Regions from separate parts of the Mus musculus genome. Here region 1 is linked to region 2. Evidence: chromatin loops called from intact Hi-C (ENCODE). Cell type or tissue: left cerebral cortex. All regions are shown on one strand. Links, peaks and the distances in the headings refer to the core of each region. The heading gives the core; the rest is flanking DNA.

Region 1 (8,553 bases), core at 381-8,380, 120 kb after region 2:
AGACCACGTGTGGCCATCAGAAGACAACTTTTGGGAGTCAGTTTGGTCAACTCTCTCCTGCCACAGGTTCCAGGCACTGAACTTGGGCAGCTGGTACACAGTAAGGGCCTTTGCCCTCTGGGTCTCGACAGCCTGAAACAGTCTTCGTCCCCTTCGTAAACAGAAAGGCTGAAGTGGACCTGTGTGGTGGTGACACACACCGCCCCCATGAGCAGCAGGGCTTTCCACCCCAGCTTGCCGGGTTCGCAGCTGGAACACCTCTGCAGCTATTCCGCTGACCCACAGGACAACTGGAAGCCAAACATTTTTCATTCTCATCACCTCCTCCACTCCCCACTGGGAGCTTTCCTGCTGTTCCCGCATTCCGGATGGAATGGCGCAGCTGCAGCCGGGACACTGATATCTGATGCCAGGACATAAAAGCTGGGCAAGCCAGCGGACAAAATGTGAAAGAGTTTGGTAAACACATGAGGGAGACTGGGGTGGACAGACAGGTCCAGACCTGCCCTTTGTGGCAGGAAATGTTGCCTAGAATGTCCTCTCTTCTCCCGCAGATGGCGAGAGGGCAGGAGCCACCTTAGGCAGCTGTGACCCTGTGCTGGATGGAACTCTGCAGCTGACACAGGCTGCCTCAGGACATTTAAGTCACTGAAGAATGAACGGACTTTTAATTAGGGAGAACAAGGGCCTTGGCTTCTATGATGCAGCTTCTCCTGGGCAGTCCCAATAATCAGAGAAGGAAACGTCAAAAGACACAGTTGTTTCTTTGTCGTGGTTGTTTTGAACAGAGAGTTCTCCTTCCTTCCTTCCTTCCTTCCTTCCTTCCTTCCTTCCTTCCTTCCTTCCTTCCTTCCTTCCTTCCTCCCTCCCTCCCTCCCTCCCTCCCTCCCTCTCTCTCTCTCTCTCTTTCTTTCTTCCTTTCTTCCATTTTCTTTTTTCTTTTCCAGGCAGGGTTTCACTCTGTAGCTCTGGCTGTCCCAGAACTCACTAAGTAGCCCAGGCTAGATTCAGACTCACAGAGATCCACATGCTGGGATTTAAGACAAGCACCACTAAGCCTGGCTAGGACAGAGGGCTCTTAATTCTCAGCTAAATACAGCTTTGCTGGCAACTGAGGGACAACTTACGGGAAATGGCCAACAAAAGTCACCTCTAGCAAGAAATCTGCTCCCCACAGAAAGAGCCAAGCATCCTGGGAGAATATGGTTTAAGCAGGGAGTGGTAAACACATCAGGATTAGTCACACTCATCCTGCTTCCTGAGCGCGTGAAAGCGGCTGCTGAAAGGTTTACAGACATGACCTTGGCTCAGTTGCTTCTTATGGATGCTGCGATGATTCCTGTTCATATATGTGCAGAGACTGGAGGGCAGATGATCCAAAGTTAGTTCAGAGCACAAACAGGATCCACACGCTGATCTGTCGCCTGATTCCTTGTGCTTATATCGTTCAAGATAAACTAAACTCACCGCTTCTAAGTGCCATCATGGAGAATGATGTCAAGTTATAACACATTTGGAAGCATCAATACTTATCACATAGATGGGAAGACCCAAGCACAGACATTTAAAAAAATATTTATTTTATTCTTTTTTGTTGTTGTGTTTTGTTTGTCTATTTGTTTGAGACGGGGTTCCCTGTGGAGTCCTGGCTGTCTTGGAACTTACGTACCAGGTTGGCCTCGAACTCATATCTGCCTGCCTCTGCCTCCCGACCGCTAAGGTTAAAGGCCTGCACCACCACCAGGATTATTTTATTCTTGATCATGCATATGTGTGTATGCAGGTATTGTACATGTGAGTGCAGGTGGCCTCAGAGGCCAGAGGAATCCGATTCCGTGGAGCTGGAGTTACAGGTGATTATGAGCTGCCAGATGTGGGTGCTGGGACTTGAACTCAGGTCCTCTGGAAGAGCAATATATGCTCTCAATGGCTGAGCCCTCTCTCCAACCCCATCACTGAAGTTTTTTTTTTAGGAAAATGACATTGACAATTTGCTACGAGATCCCTCTGGTGGCAACAGGGTGGACTGGAGCTGGACAGGAAGACTGGAGATCCGTTAGACTGTGGCTGAGGCAAAGGCTCATGGGTAGCGGAAGCACCACGTGCCTCTGAGCTTCGCTTCGCTAGTGTGGTCTGCAGAGCTGCAGCCTGGGTGACACCTTGAGTGTGTCAGAGACACAGACGCTCGTGTGTATGTGTGAGCCTCACCCTGACTCCTGTAAGAAGACAGGAGATTCTCAGTAAGTGCTTTAAAACCTGGCCCACGTTGGTATGGCTCCCTGGGCTTGTCATTTGTTCCTAATCATGGATCCTTCTAAGAATCAGAGGAAAGGCAAATGTGCATATGTGTACATAGTAAAATTGGAGAGGATCTATAGAACAGCATCAGGGTTTTCTCTTCTCACGACTGGGTCTGAAGAAATCTCTAACTCTTCGCAGTTTAGATGGGGGAGGGAGGGTAAGGAGTTGGTGCTTCAAAAAATTTTAGGCCTGAAATACAGGTTGTTGTTTTAGGTGTCTGTAGAGAGCCCAGGCAAGGCTCCATCACACGCAGCCTTTGCTGTGAGGGGGGCAGACTCTGTTCCCATACTGCCCTCAACCCCGGCATTGTTCTCCAAACCTCTGGTGATCTGAGCAGATACCCTAGAGAGACAAAACGGGGCCCACCCTGGCTTCCTTGGGCAGGACAGGGCCTGGCTGTATGTTTTTCTTTAGTTTCAGAAAAGCCAAAATTAGCCTCTCTGTTGTTTCTTTTCTCAGGAGCCTCTAAATTGTATCTCAGGAAAGGATTATTGTGCTCTGGGGACCCTATCTTATCGTGGGGTGTGGCGGTGGCAGGGGGTGGGAGTGGGGGATGGGTAAGAGGGAAATGGTCTTTGACAAATTGGTTCACTTTGGACAATCACATGACTTCCCACCACATCATGCCCACCCCAGCTTCGGTAAGGCTATTGTGTCAATTCCCAAATATTCAGCCAAGTGGGAGGCCTAAGAAAGTCCGGGAGAAACGAGATCTAAAACACAACCATGTGGATGAAGCCCTTTGCTTTCTCTGTCAGGGGTGACACCAGGGAGGCCCTGGCTCTGGGACTTGTACACTGGCTTGAAGGACTGCACACACAGCTGTGGCAAGCCAACTGTTAGGGGCAGTCACCACCTCCTCTTGAGAAGAACAGTTCTGTCTGAGGTGTGGGCTCTGGAGGCTGGAGCATTGGAGCCAAGTGTGTGTCTCAACATAGGCTGGGGTCCCTTGCTGACCCCTTCTGAGGAGATATGAAACTATTCTCGTGGCAAAAACTGCTCAGAAGACAAAACTCACGTGTGGTCAGCCAGGGAACAAAATGTGAGCTGTTTCACACAAAGAATTTAAGGCACGGCCAGGCGTTTGTTTGCCCTTACGCAATCTTCAAAGACTCCTGGGTCTGGTGAGAGCGAGCGAGCGAGCGAGCGCGAGCGTGAGTTCCCACTGACCTCACTCAGCCTTGCTCAGCTTGGGGACATTGGAGGGGGGGCGCGGACAAGGCTGGGGATGGGCAGCCACACGTGAGAACGAGCGTTATCGACGGGGAACACTTTTTCCTCGTGCTCATTCGGTCATCTGTCTGATATGTCTGTGGGTGGAGGTGGGCAGGAGGGAAGGGAGTGTCCAGAAAAGAGCCATGAGGTCATCGGTGCACCGGGCTTCCCTCGCTGACCAATTGTCTTCCTGACGTGGATTCCCAGGGGCTGTACCTCCGCTCCCACACTTGCTAGGATTCCCGATTTGGATCTACACATTTTCTTCCATCTCAAACTATGACCCGACAGCCAGACAGGCAATATATTGTTTGTCAAGACATCTGAGATTTATCTGAAAGCTGCAGCTTGTTTTCAGCTTTGCCGACAGCTTGGATGCATTGGACCCTATCTGAGAGCTATTCCTGCTGCATAACCCCCTAGCTAGGCACCACCATATAGGCAGCCCTCCACCTCCTTGCCCAAGCCCTATCTACTGTTCTGTGACATCTTACTAGGATTTGGGGTTCCTCCCCATCCCCCCCCGCCCCATATCACTGAATCAGTATTACTAGTGAGACGCCTAGACCTTGAGAATCTGTTGTGAGCATGACACCTTCAGAGAGTCTGCAGTGTGTGTGTGTGTGTGTGTGTGTGTGTGTGTGTGTGTGTGTAGGTAGGTAATATGAAAACTGACTTAGCTCCAGTCTTTGGTTCATGAATAGTTCCACTGTGGACTACAGTGTAGAAGTGTGCAGCCGCAAATGAGTTAAGTACCCAACCTCCCTTCTCTACAGACATCCTTCAATAACCAATGAGGCTCAACCCTCCTGACACACTGGTCCTTTTTCCTGGCTGCATAGAGGAATTTGCTGGGTTTTGAACAACAGCCCATCATGTGGTTTCCAGGCAGAGATTAGGCATGTGGGAGATTTTCTCCTACCTTACAGAAAGAAGCAAGCACCTGCCCTGGAGTCCCAGATATCGGCTTCCTCAGGAGTACAGGTGTTGGTAGTCTTAAAGGGGTACCCCCTTTGAACAGTAGTTTTCAGCCCATGTGTCTTGACTTCTGGAGGAGGGGGTGTCAGACAACCAACCCTTTCACAGGGGTTGCCTAAAACCACTGGAAAACACGATTCATAACGGTAGCAAAATTACAGTTATGAAGTAACAAGGGAAATAATTTTATGCCTGGGATCACCACGACATAAGGGACTGCATTAAAGGGTCACAGCATTAGCGTGGCTGAGAACCACTGATCTAGAAGCTTAATAGGAACCACTAAGTACAGTCTTCTGGGCAGACGTCGGGCTTACAGGGCATTTTCTTTCAAAGAACAACCTCACTGTCTGAGAATCCGGATGTGTTGCCACCCTAAGGTTCCAAGGTAGTCAGAGAAAAGCTGCAGCCACCTCAGGGCTCTGGGGAGAGGAGGCGTGGCTCCGTGAGCTGGAACCTGACGTTTGGAAGCAGCTGGTAAACAGAGAGGAGCTCTTCAGGTGAACTACTGGGTCAGCAAAGGCCAAAGCTGCCCCGACGGCCTGTGGGGCCAGCGGAAGGCACAGTAGGACCCGTGTCCAACAGTGACACCGTGAGGCAGCAAGTAGTCACAGCAGCGGTAACGGCCACTAATATCCGTTGGTTTTTACTTAGCCATCACCGGTCTCTTACTACTCATACTTACTATGTCCTGCTTTGTTCTCTGTGCCTTTATATTGTTCATATTTGTTGATGGATTCATTGTGTTTGGATGTATATACTTTACATAGCTTATATAGTCATTTACTGGAAATATTTGTGTGTGCTATGTAGCTTGGTGGCTTTGAACCTCTGACCCTCCTGCCTCCCCCTCCATAGTGCTGAGGGCTATGGGCACAATCCACCACGCTGGCAAATGCACAGCCTCTACTGTGGAACTAGAGAAACAAAAATGAAATGATGTTTTCACCCTCAGAATTTGCAAAACAAAAAAAAAAAAGGTGAACGTGGTTATGGGGGTCCCCAACCCAGTCACTAACTCTATAATACACAAAGGGTTGGGCCAGGAAACGTGAATGAAATCTAAACCACGAACAAGCCACAGGTAGTTCTGATGCAGGGCCAGGGTGGAGAACTGTTGCTTTAATTCAGTAACCGTCACAACTCACAACGAACAGGCAGTCCCATTTCCAGGAACAGTCTAGTTTTCATGAGCATGGCCGAAACTGCCTTTGTGTCATACATGTGTGGGGAATTGTACTCATACACATATAGGACATGTATGCATCCATGCGCCCCGGGCTCTTGACCTCTCTACTTGGGAGACCATGATCTGCTCTTCAAAGACAGACTCAAAGGTCATATCCTTGGTAACTTGCCTCCCAGCTCTGGCTTTCAACAGCCCAGGCTCGCTGGATGCTATGATCTCATCTCTAGACAACACAGGCCAGGACTGGGTGTTATTTAGATTCCTTCCAGACCCAGCAGGGTGGCCTGGACACACTAACCCCTCAGAAAGTATTATTTGATGGCTGGAGAGACTGCTCTTCCAGAGGACCCTGGTTCAATTCCCAGTCTCCACATGGTGGCTCATAACTGTAACTCCAATTCCTGGAACTGGCACCTTTATAGACATATACATACAGACAAAAACATCAATGCACATTAAAATAAATAAAATTTAAAAAGTGTTAGTTGAATGACTATAAAGGAAGGGAAAAGCCAAAGAATATGGAAAGGCAAAGGAGGCAGAAATGTAACCCCATTCATAGGCTAGTCAGTGAAGTCTGATTTAATGTTGGTCCCTTGAGAGAGTTCGACATTTGTTCTGCACTGTGACTGCCCATTGGAGCACTGGCCTGTCTCCCAGTAACTGTGCGTACAGGGAGAGGTGAAATTACAGTATTACTAAGCAACATTCCTTGTCTCACAACCGCTTGTGATGGGAAGATATTAACTATCTCACTTTACAGCTGAGGAAACAGAGGAAGATGTTTCCATGTCGAGCTCCATGTGGCTCAGGGGTAGGGCGCTCGTGGAGCACTCTCTAGCATGGGTTCCCTGTCTGCTCAGTGGGCTCTGCTCTGCCTCTCTGACTCGGCCATTAAGGCCAGCATCTCAGACTGATGGTTATTCTTTGTCAGCGGGACTGGATTTGGCAGCACATCTCAAGGAGATTCTAGTGTGGTTTAACAGAGTGGGGCAGACATGCCCTGAGGGTGGTTGGCTCCCCGTGGGCTGAGAGCTGAGCCTAACACTTACTTCCCTGAGCCTCCTGACTGTGGATGCAAGGTGAGTTGTCCTGCTGCCGTGCCCCGCCCCCTGCAATGAGAACCTGCACCCCTTCAAATTGTGAGCCCCCCCAAAAAACCTCTTCCTCAAGTTCCTTCTGGGTGGGTCCTTGGTCATAGTGATAACAAAAGTAACTGAACTAGTCCAGTCCCCTCTGTCTCCCATCTTCCCTGACATGCCAACACTGGCTCCCCCAGGACACTGGCTCACTTGGGACCGTAGGCGAGTCACTAGATTGACTGCGGGGGGGGGGGGGGGGGGGAACTATTTCCTGCCCAAGGCTGCTCTGTGACCAAGGTAACACACTGTGTGGCTCTGCTCACACATCCCAGGGTCTCCTCAATCCTGCATGCTCACCATTTTAACTGTACATATGGCTGGATAATAAAAATGTGTTCGAGCATTGAAAGACAACCAGGCCGGGCGTGGTGGCGCACGCCTTTAATCCCAGCACTTGGGAGGCAGAGGCAGGCGGATTTCTGAGTTCGAGGCCAGCCTGGTCTACAAAGTGAGTTCCAGGACAGCCAGGGCTACACAGAGAAACCCTGTCTCGAAAAAATAAATAAATAAATAAATAAATAAATAAATAAATAAATAAATAAATAAATGGCAGACTCTGAAAAAAAAAAAAAAGAAAGACAACCAGGTGAGCTTGAAGGAGAAGCGGAACTGGTCCTGAAAATGGGAGAATCCGAACAAACAAAAGGCTTTGTGCCATGAGACGGTGACAGCGGATTTCTCTTTGGGATGTTTTGGAGTTTAAAGGGCTCTTTCATTGCCTCTTAGGCCTCTTTGCATTTCCTGTCAGGCAGAAGAGGTGGACATATATGTGAGCTTAATAATGACAGCCAGGCCCAGTGGCTCACAACTATAATCTCAGTAATGAGGAGGCTAAGACAGGTTCAAGAGCAGCCTAGGCTATATGATGAGTCTAAAGTCAGCTAGGACTACACAGTAAGAGTCTATTGAGAGAGAGAGAGAGAGAGAGAGAGAGATCAGAAAGAATCCTACAACTCGTTAGTGGTAGGAGTCAAGACTTGCCTTCTGAGTCTAAGATCCACGACTGTCTGATGTATAGCAGGCCAGAGCCAGCTGGGGACCCACCAGGTCCTGACCCACCAGACAGTATTACGCCTCCGCCAGGCCTGAGTGCAGGCCCTTCATAGCCCTGTGTTTTATTGTATATTATCTTATCTCAATAGGAAAAGGCAATTGAGGGAGAGAATTTCCTTGTCTGGACGCTCCAGGCTTTCCGTTTGTCCTGCTTCCCTAGTCCAGTCCACCCTTGTCACTCACAGCCGCAGAGGCATCTTATCCGGCTCTCTCTAGGCGCCTCATCCAAGTCACAGGGCCTGTTGTTTTCTCGGGGCCAGGAAACCTGGGATCTGGAGCCCGTCCTGGCCATCAGTATTGCTTTGCTTGGCACCCAGCCACACCTGAAAAGCGGCTAAAAAGTGGCCTCTGGTCACCTAGCTCTTTCATTCGAAGAACCTGAGGACTTTAGGGCCTTGCTAGTAAGTGTGATTGATGTCCCAGAGAGCCTTCTCAATAGGGCTAGCACCGAAAGCCTTCTGTTTAGTCTTTACTTTCTCCGACAGCTTCCTTTGAAAAGAGCCAGTCTATAGGGAGAGCCAGAGGTGATGGTACACACCTGTGAGTGGCCGTATTTATGCTGGGACCTCTGCCAGAATAGCCAGTGTTCTCAAACACAGAGCCATCTGTCCAGCTCTGGTTTTTGTGTTTTAAGCCATGTGAGAATGAGGAATTCAACTAGTAAAATTAAACCTA
Region 2 (8,553 bases), core at 359-8,358:
CCTCATGAAACTGAGGTAGTACCAGACTTCATATATACTGTTCTCCTATACATACACGACTATGAGGAAGCTTCATTTATAAATTAAGCACAGTGAGATTATCAACAATAGTGAAGCAACTTAACATTATACTATACTAGAAGCTATGTGGATGTGATCACTCCTTTTATATTTTCTCTTCAAATATCTTACCTTTAACTAAATAAAGGAAGTAATTTCTAGTTTTTCTTTGGACAACAGAACTGCTAGCTATATAAGTAAAGATACTTACAATAACTAATAACCAACTAGTAGGCACAGGCAATGAGTGTGCTAGACCAAAAGTTGTCTAGGGTCTAGACCAGAACAATGGGACAGTACAAAATTTTTATCACTACTCAAAACACATAGCTACTGATATGAATCGTAATATAAATATTTTGGAGATAAAGGTTTGCCAAAGGGGTTGAAACCCAAAGGTTGAGAACCACTGGTCTAGATTATTTCTGGAATTTTCCATTTAATATTTTCAAACCCCAGCTGAATGATCACTAACTGAAACCACAGAAGGTCAAACTACATGGGTGGGAGCTGTGTAGAGGGAGACTATTGCGTTCAGCGTTCAGAATTTGTCTCAGCACTAGGATTTTAGAGCATATCAAGTCTACCAATTTAGCAGATTAATTTAACAGACACTAGATTAACCACTTTTAGCATACCTCCATTTTAAGAGTGTTCTTGTCAATAAATGTTAAGCTACTAACTCCTGCTCAATGTATGCTCTAGTCACATACAAGGTCTAATATTTAGTACTTACAGTTAGTGTAGGCCACGTAGACCACCAAGTATACTGCCAAATAACCCGTTTTACTGGCCTGAAGTCACAGGTTTATAATCCCAGCTACTTGGGAATCTTGGACAGGAAATTTTTAATCTAAGGCCAGCCAACCAGGACGAGTGCATTGAGACTCTACCAAAAATTGCACTTAAAAACACAGAAGGGAAGCCGGGTGTGGTGGTGCACACCTTTAATCCCAGCACTCCGGAGGCAGAGGCAGGCGGATTTCTGAGTTCGAGGCCAGCCTGGTCTACAAAGTGAGTTCCAGGACAGCCAGGGCTACACAGAGAAACCCTGCCTGTATAAAACAAAACAAAAAAATAACACAGAAGGGGCTGGCACGTGGCTCTGAATAGTGTCTGCCTACACTTCTGTGAAGCCCTGCATGCAAAGGCATGCATCACAAAACACAGAATCCATTTCCTATAAGACCATCATCATCAAAATCTCTTGAAATTCTATTTTATCCTCCAAACACAATGCATAGGGTAAGAAAGGAACTCAGGAAGAACTAGCTGAGTCCTCCCCTCTTCACATGCACTCAGGGGCCCTCAAGCCTCTTAGAAATATTGTTCTTTGTAAATTGAAATGAAACAGGAAAGGGAAAAAGAAGAACAGTTAAGAAGCAACTTACAGTTTAAAGACTTCGAAGACAACCACAATCTAAGTTTAATATTACTGTCTACAACACAGAAGTTCTTATTTCTTGGTTTGTGTAAGTATGTAACTAGGAACTTATTGCAAAACCTGTTTCCTCATCTAGAAAAGAAAGTTCAATAACTACCAAGTATTTACTTTAGGGCCTAGTACATAGTACAATATCTCAATAACTATTGCCACTGACAAAGTTAAATCAGTAATCAGTCAGGTCAGACTCCCAAATCCCATGAACTCTTTCTATTACAATTTTCTGTTAACTGTCAACACACATTCTTTCTTTTTTCTTTTTCTTTGAGACAGAGTCTCATGTAGCCCAGGTCATCCCTAAACTAAGTCTGTAGCTGAGGATGCCTTTAACTTCTGATTCCCCTGCACAAATAAATTACAAGCATTTGGCACCACATCCAGGATTGCACCCAGGGCCTCAGGCATAGTAGCAAGCACTTTACCAACTGAGCTACATCCCCAAGCCCCAACACTTATTCACAGAAGAATCGATATTTGAAAAATAAACATTTGGGGCTGGAGAGATGACTCGGCAGAGCACTGGCTGCTGCTCTTCCATAGGACCTGGGTCGAATTCCCAGCACCCACGTGGCAGCTCACAACTACAGTTCCAGGGGATCTGATCCCTCACACAGACAGACATTCAGGCAAAACACTAATGCATAACATAAAAATAAATTATTTTTTTTAAAAAAAGAAAGAATCATTTGGGAAACTGGTATTACATGGTTATTAGGGGCAAACTAAACATGTTGAACTATGTTAGTGCTAATATCTGATAACAGAACCAAGCACTTCATAGGACATGAGATTTTCTTTCTACTATCTATGAAACTACTTTAATGCCAATATAGGAATTTATATAACTAATTCTAATTCTAAATTAAATTCTCAAACTAATTCTAAATTAAAATTTCAATTTCTGTTACTGGTTGGCCTGGGCTAAGAAATCAATCATAGCGCTCCATCAGCTTGAAGCTTATCAACTTTGTTTTCAAAACTACACTGCCACGTAATATTTTCATCTGATTACAACCGTACTTAAATGAAACATATAAATTATCACTTTTCCTGCCTAATCCCATAACCAAAACAAGCACTGCTGTTCTAACAACGTTTAAAAATCTCAACTACTCCATCCTCTACCTAAACTAGTGACAAACGACTGGGGAGTGGGGAGAGCAGACACCAGGAAACACCAGGAAACGGAGTAAACAGTATCCTCCCTGCTAAACTTAGTGCTGCTGCCTGTAACACAACTACTCAGAAGGCTGAGGCAGTATCATCTTTTTTCCTCTTCTACAACTGTCATTAATGGGTTTACCATCTCAAAAAGAACTTCCAGAAACTGATGTACTTTTGAAGTTGTTGGACAAACCCTGATGGGATGTCCACACAATCTATCTTAGCAACTACAGCCTATTCAGCAAAGCAACAGTCCTCAAAAAGAATGCTACACATATATTCCAGGAAAACAAAACTGATGCCAGTTTTAGCAAAAAAGGTTTGGTTCTAATCAAAGGTGGAGCCCGTTTAATGACGTGCTGGCCCTTCCAGAATAAAATCGCACTGGAGCTAGAAAGATGGCTCAGCAGTAAAAAGTGCGTGCTGCTCTTAGGACCTAACCACTGCAGTCAGCTCACAACCACCTGTTTCAAAGGGCCTGGCCTCCGAGGGCATCCACGCCTTTCACATACATACTCAAGCACACATGTAAGTAAAAACAAATAAACTTTCACATTAGCCTCAAACCCTCTATAATTGTATTCGTCACGAAAAGGCCCCACATGTCTTGGATTTAAACAATCCTGCAGTCCTGCTTCACAGATCAAAAAAAAAAAAAATCACCATTAACATACTCAAACGTGTTCCATTCAGTTCAGAATCACATAAATTTCTGGGTTTATGACTCCAGAACCATTCATTTTGCACTAATACAAGCCACTAAATATAGCTCTAAAACATTAATGACTGGGAGCTAATTATGTAAGTGATTCATACCTCTTATGTATCCAGACACCAAGATCCTAGGGTGCTTCTGTCAGACCTAAGGGGGAAATAAACAATGAACACCTGTCACAAAAGCCTTCCAAACTGGGAAGCCCCAAACAGTTACTGTCAGTCGACAAATGCTACTCCTTCCTCCACTCCCAACTCCACACCCCACCAGAAAAGCGATCAATCAGGCCCACAGTCTGTGTGAAGGCGAGGCCAGAGAGTACGTAGCGAAAAAAGGGTCTGGGCTTTTCTAGTCCTCACGGCCCTGCGTCTCTCCCTTTAATCTGGAGTGTTGACACCTCAAGTCCGCTTTCCTTTCTGGACTTCGGTTATCGGTGTAGAGTGTGCTGATAGTAGGGTGATTTACTCGTCGGTGGCTGGGGCCGAACTAGGCTTCGGACAGTCAGCACCGGCACGGACCCATCTGGGGCCCTTCCCACATTCTTGCTCCGGGCACATCACCTTCTGGACTTTCTAGAGCGGCTGGCCTAGCGGGGCCGGCCGGCACGCAGAGGGTGCACTCCAGACCTCCACACGTACACGTGCTCCCAGACAGTGCCGGGTCTCCGCACCCCTCTCCCTGTCACACACATACCCCTTCCCAGAGAGGTGATGTCCGATTCGAGTCGAGGAAGCAGCCACAGACCCACCTGGTACCCGCCACCCGGGCGACGCCGTTCGCCTCCTCCAACCTCCCCATCACCTTCGCCTCCCGCCCCACACCCCGCTCGCCCAGTCACTCACCAGCCGCGCCGCCGTGCCGCCTTCTCCGCGGCCTCCCGGCCCGGGCAGCCAAAAGGCCGCAGGGGGCCGGGGGGCCGCTTTCGCCACCGCCGCCGCCTCTCCTCAGCCCAGCCCCATCACCCACGGCCGGCGCCGGCGGCCGCGGGTCGCTCGGGCTCGAGGGTCCGCCGCCACGCGTCGCGGCTCCGGCTGTGGGAACAGAGGCGCCGCGGCGGGGCCCGGGCCGCACCGGGCTCAGGGGCGTCCGCGCTCCGCTGTCGGCGCCCGGGGCGGCGGCGGCGGCGGCGTGCAGCCGGGCAGGGCGAGAACAAGGGAGCGCGGCGCGGAAGACCGGCAGGGGAGGAGGACGGTCTGTGCTGCGAAGCGGTCTCCCGCCGTCGGCGACGAAGCGGACCCCCTCCCCGCGGCCACGGCGCCCGGTCACGCTGCGGGGAGGGCCGGCGGGCACACGGGGAGCGCCCCGCGAGCTCAGGACTCCCGCGCCGGATGTGAGGTCACGTGATTGCCTCATCCCAGCGCCCAGCGCGGAGGGGCCGTCAGGGGGCGGGGCGACCCTCCGGTCCCGCCCACCTCCTCGCCTACGGGGCCCCCAGCCCGCCTAAGCGAGAACTGCTAGCGGGATGCTGCTCAGGACTCATTTTGCGGGAGGCGATCAACTTAGGTGTCGCTTCCCATGCGAGGAGATCGTAGTCCAAACCCCCATTTTCTAAACAAAGACACTGAGGCCCAGTGGTAAGTGCAGGCTTGTCTAGGGTGGCAATCATAAAGGACGCCTGTGCTGGCAAGGTGGAGAGCAAAGTCCTAGCTCTGGACCCAGATTCTTTCCCTCCTTTATCCCCACCTATACCAAAAAGAACACTTTAATTCCAATGGAACTCCTGGCCCAGCCCACGGGCGTGGGACAGAGAACAGTCAGGTAGGTAAGAGAGCTTCCATACGGAAGACAGCCGGGTCTCAGAGAGGAGTTTCTTCCGACAGAGCTGGAAGCAAATTAAATACTTCCCTCCACAGGAGATTTATCTTGGGGCACTGCCTCGCCCGGATGTTCAAATCGCGGTTTTGGTTTTCACTGCCTTCCGCTCCCTGTCGAGCGCGGGAAGCTGAGCCTGCCACCTGCTGCCTCCAGCTCCGCCATCTTTCCACTCTGAGTCTACCTCACCTGCATCCCAGACGCCTGGCCATCTTTGTTCTCCTACCTTCCTACAAACATAACTTTTAGCTGCTTGACTGTCTTAGAGGAGGGAACAGCTGTGTTCAGCTCCTGTTCCCATACTTGGGCACCGTCCACCAGAGGCATGGAGCATCCTGCCTCTTGGTCCGCAGCAGAGAGTAGCACCTCATTTGGGTCGGTAATGTGCCCCAGATACGTGGCCCTAATACACTTCAATGGGAACAGTAAGGATGCTGATCCTGCTTTCCAACCGCAGTGGTGAAGGGCTGGATGGCAACCACGAAATTCTTTTTACCAGGTAATGTGGACATCACAGTAAATGACGATGAGCCACAGCTGTGGCTTCCCAGCTCCTGCTCCCCATTGGGTTTCAGCCCTCCGTGTGTTCCCTAGCTCACTTGTGTTGGAGTACGTAAGTAGTCTAGGATTGAGGAAGTCTGGGTAGAACTGAAAAAACCCTGCACACACTCCTGACAGCTTCCTTAGCAGTTGGTTATTTACCTCGCAGATTTTAACAAGCACAAGCCTCTCCTGGTCCTATAAATAAAACTGTCAAGCCAACCATCCACTTAGAGTGCCCTCTTCAATTAGCCATCAAGTGTTTCTGACCCTCTTATGCACACCTCTTAAACAGTGGGTCTCCCCCTGGCCTGCCTGTACTTCCTCATTCCTCAACTCGTGGCAAACTAACCACACACACACACACACACACACAGAGAGAGAGAGAGAGAGAGAGAGAGAGAGAGAGCTCAACTGACAGTAACCCTTGACCTTGTCATCCACCATTGCAGAACTGTCCTCGGTACTACCTCTCAGCATCTCTCTGCCACATTTGACACTGTGGGTGTTCTCACCTTCTGAAATTACTCTACTGCCTCAGCTTGCAAAGGATTTTGCTCTCCCAGTTGTCAAGTCTCTGTAACTAAGACCTCTCTGCCTTCCTCCGTGGCACCAGTTGTGAAGCAGCACCTGAAATGCAGGGCAGCACCTAAGCCCCACAGCTGTGCCCACTCGGCTGCACTCAACTCTGGGAGGATCAGCTCCACCCTTGGCTTTGAACTCCCACATCAGCCAGATGCCTTTTACCAAACAGAGACTCAAATATCCAACGGCTTGTCATGCATCTCTATGGAGAGCTCACCAAGAAACACCAACAGTTGTCCAAAACCCTCTGCCTTTAAAACTGCCCCTCCCAGAACTATGAGCACTGCCATCACATAACCATTTGAATTAGGAAATTAGGAATAGATGAGTCACCCATGATGAGTCACCAAGCCCTATCTGTTTCACGTCAAATTCCTACCTCCATTCCTCTGGCACCCATTCTTTCTAAGCTATGCCTCTTTGGCAGCCTCCAACGGCCTTCTTTGGATGAACACATCCTCCACACTGCCTCCAAAGTCCTGTCTAAAATGCACAACTACTTAAAGTCCTAAGGTCAATGCACTCAGGTTTTTTTTTTTTTTTTTTTTTTTTTTTTTTGGTTTGCTATTACATGTATTTGTGGGGGTGAGGGACACATCATGGCACAAGAGCAGATGTCAGAGGGCAATCTTATTATGGAGTTGGTTCTCTGGTTGCATGCTGTGGGTCCCAAGGATGGAACTCAGGTGGTCAGGCTTGGTACCTGCCTGCCATTCCACAGGCCAGCACTGGGGTTTTAAAACACAGTAGGAGCCGGGCGTGGTGGCACACACCTTTAATCCCAGCACTCGGGAGGCAGAAGCAGGCAGATTTTTGAGTTCAAGGCCAGCCTGGTCTACAAAGTGAGTTCCAGGACAGCCAGGGCTATACAGAGAAACCCTGCCTCAAAAACAAGACAAAACAAAAACAACAACAACAACAAAAATCAAACAACTTGGACTATAGGAGACCCTGTGTCAAGACAACAAACAGACAAACAAACTTGAAAAGCCCAGACTTCAACCAAAGTTTTCTTTAAAAAAAAATTTAGGGGGCTGGTGAGATGGCTCAGTGGGTAAGAGCACCCGACTGCTCTTCCAAAGGTCCGGAGTTCAAATCCCAGCAACTACATGGTGGCTCACAACCATCCACAATGAGATCTGACTCCCTCTTCTGGAGTGTCTGAAGACAGCTACAGTGTACTTACATATAATAAATAAATAAATCTTTTAAAAAAATTTAAAAATATATATATATATTTTTTTTAACGTGTGTGAGTATACTGTCACTGTCTTTAGACACACCAGAAGAGGGCATCGGATTCCATTACAGATGGTTGTGAGCCACTATGTGGTCGCCAGGAATTGAACTCAGTACCTATGGAAGAGCAGCCAGTGCTCTTAACCACTGAGCCATCTCTCCAGCCCAACCAAATTTTTCAAACTAAGGCAACTCACATGTATGAGTGTTTTGTCTGCATGCATGTCTGAGCACAACATGACTGCCTGGTATCCTGTGGGGCCAGAAGAGGTTGTCACCTCCAGGTACTGGAGTTACAGACAGGTGTAAGCTGCTATGTGTGTGATGAGAATTGAACCTGGATCCTCTGAAGACTCTCGGTTCTCTCCAGTCCATTATTTATTTTTGAGACACTGTCCCTCTATGTCACCTTGCTGATTGGAACCTACTATATATCCCAGAATAGCTTAAAAATTTGTGGCAATCCTCCAGTGGGTGCTGAGACTTCAGGTTTGTTCTACTTCACCCATGATCTCTTCTTTCTCTTTGAGACACCTTTTCTATCAATTATGTTCAATTACGTAGTCTTAGAATTCCTCCTCTTTATTACTCCTTTTTACTCTTTTGTCCTCTCTCTTACACACACACACACACACACACACACTGCCTAAAAACGAAAGGTAACACCTCTAGTGTATGCAATGACATATTCTTCCCAGGTAACCTTATCTACCATGGGTGTAGCTATCATCTGCTTGTACATTAATAACTCTCAACTGCATCCCTATAGCCCATTCCTTTCTTGCAAGACAGAACCATACATACCTCCCTGCCTAGCTTGGTTGTTGTTGTTTATTTTGTTTTTTAAATTGTATGGTGAGAGTGAGGTGAGCATACACAGAAGGCTGAGGTACCAGACCACCTTGAGATGAACTGTTTGTGAGACATCCAATATGGATAGTGAGAATTGAACTTGGATCCTTGGGAAGAGCAGCTAGTGCTCTCAACAACTGTT

The links. Peaks named below come from ENCODE experiments on the same cell type or tissue, not always from the same donor. Only the 100,000 strongest peaks of a DNase experiment are listed, where the experiment ranks them.
Region 1: a loop joins it to region 2, with 3 times the contacts of the local background. A loop is called at or near these places in 38 of 42 quality-filtered maps.

What each region holds. Positions count from the first base shown.
Region 1 is chr16:30,499,179-30,507,731 of GRCm38, forward strand. No RefSeq gene overlaps it. Among named protein-coding and RNA genes, the nearest start is that of Gm52252, 17 kb to the right of the region's middle. In left cerebral cortex, for the core only: a CTCF peak has its summit at 5,098; DNase peaks (open chromatin) are centred at 408 and 5,072; H3K27ac peaks cover 427 bases.
Region 2 is chr16:30,384,123-30,392,675 of GRCm38, forward strand. Atp13a3 (ATPase type 13A3) reads right to left here and starts at 4,408. Exons shown (of 34, transcript NM_001128096.1): 1 at 4,226-4,408; 2 at 3,485-3,530. In left cerebral cortex, for the core only: a CTCF peak has its summit at 4,782; DNase peaks (open chromatin) are centred at 3,187, 3,789, 4,053, 4,769 and 1 more place; H3K4me3 peaks cover 2,289 bases; H3K27ac peaks cover 1,912 bases.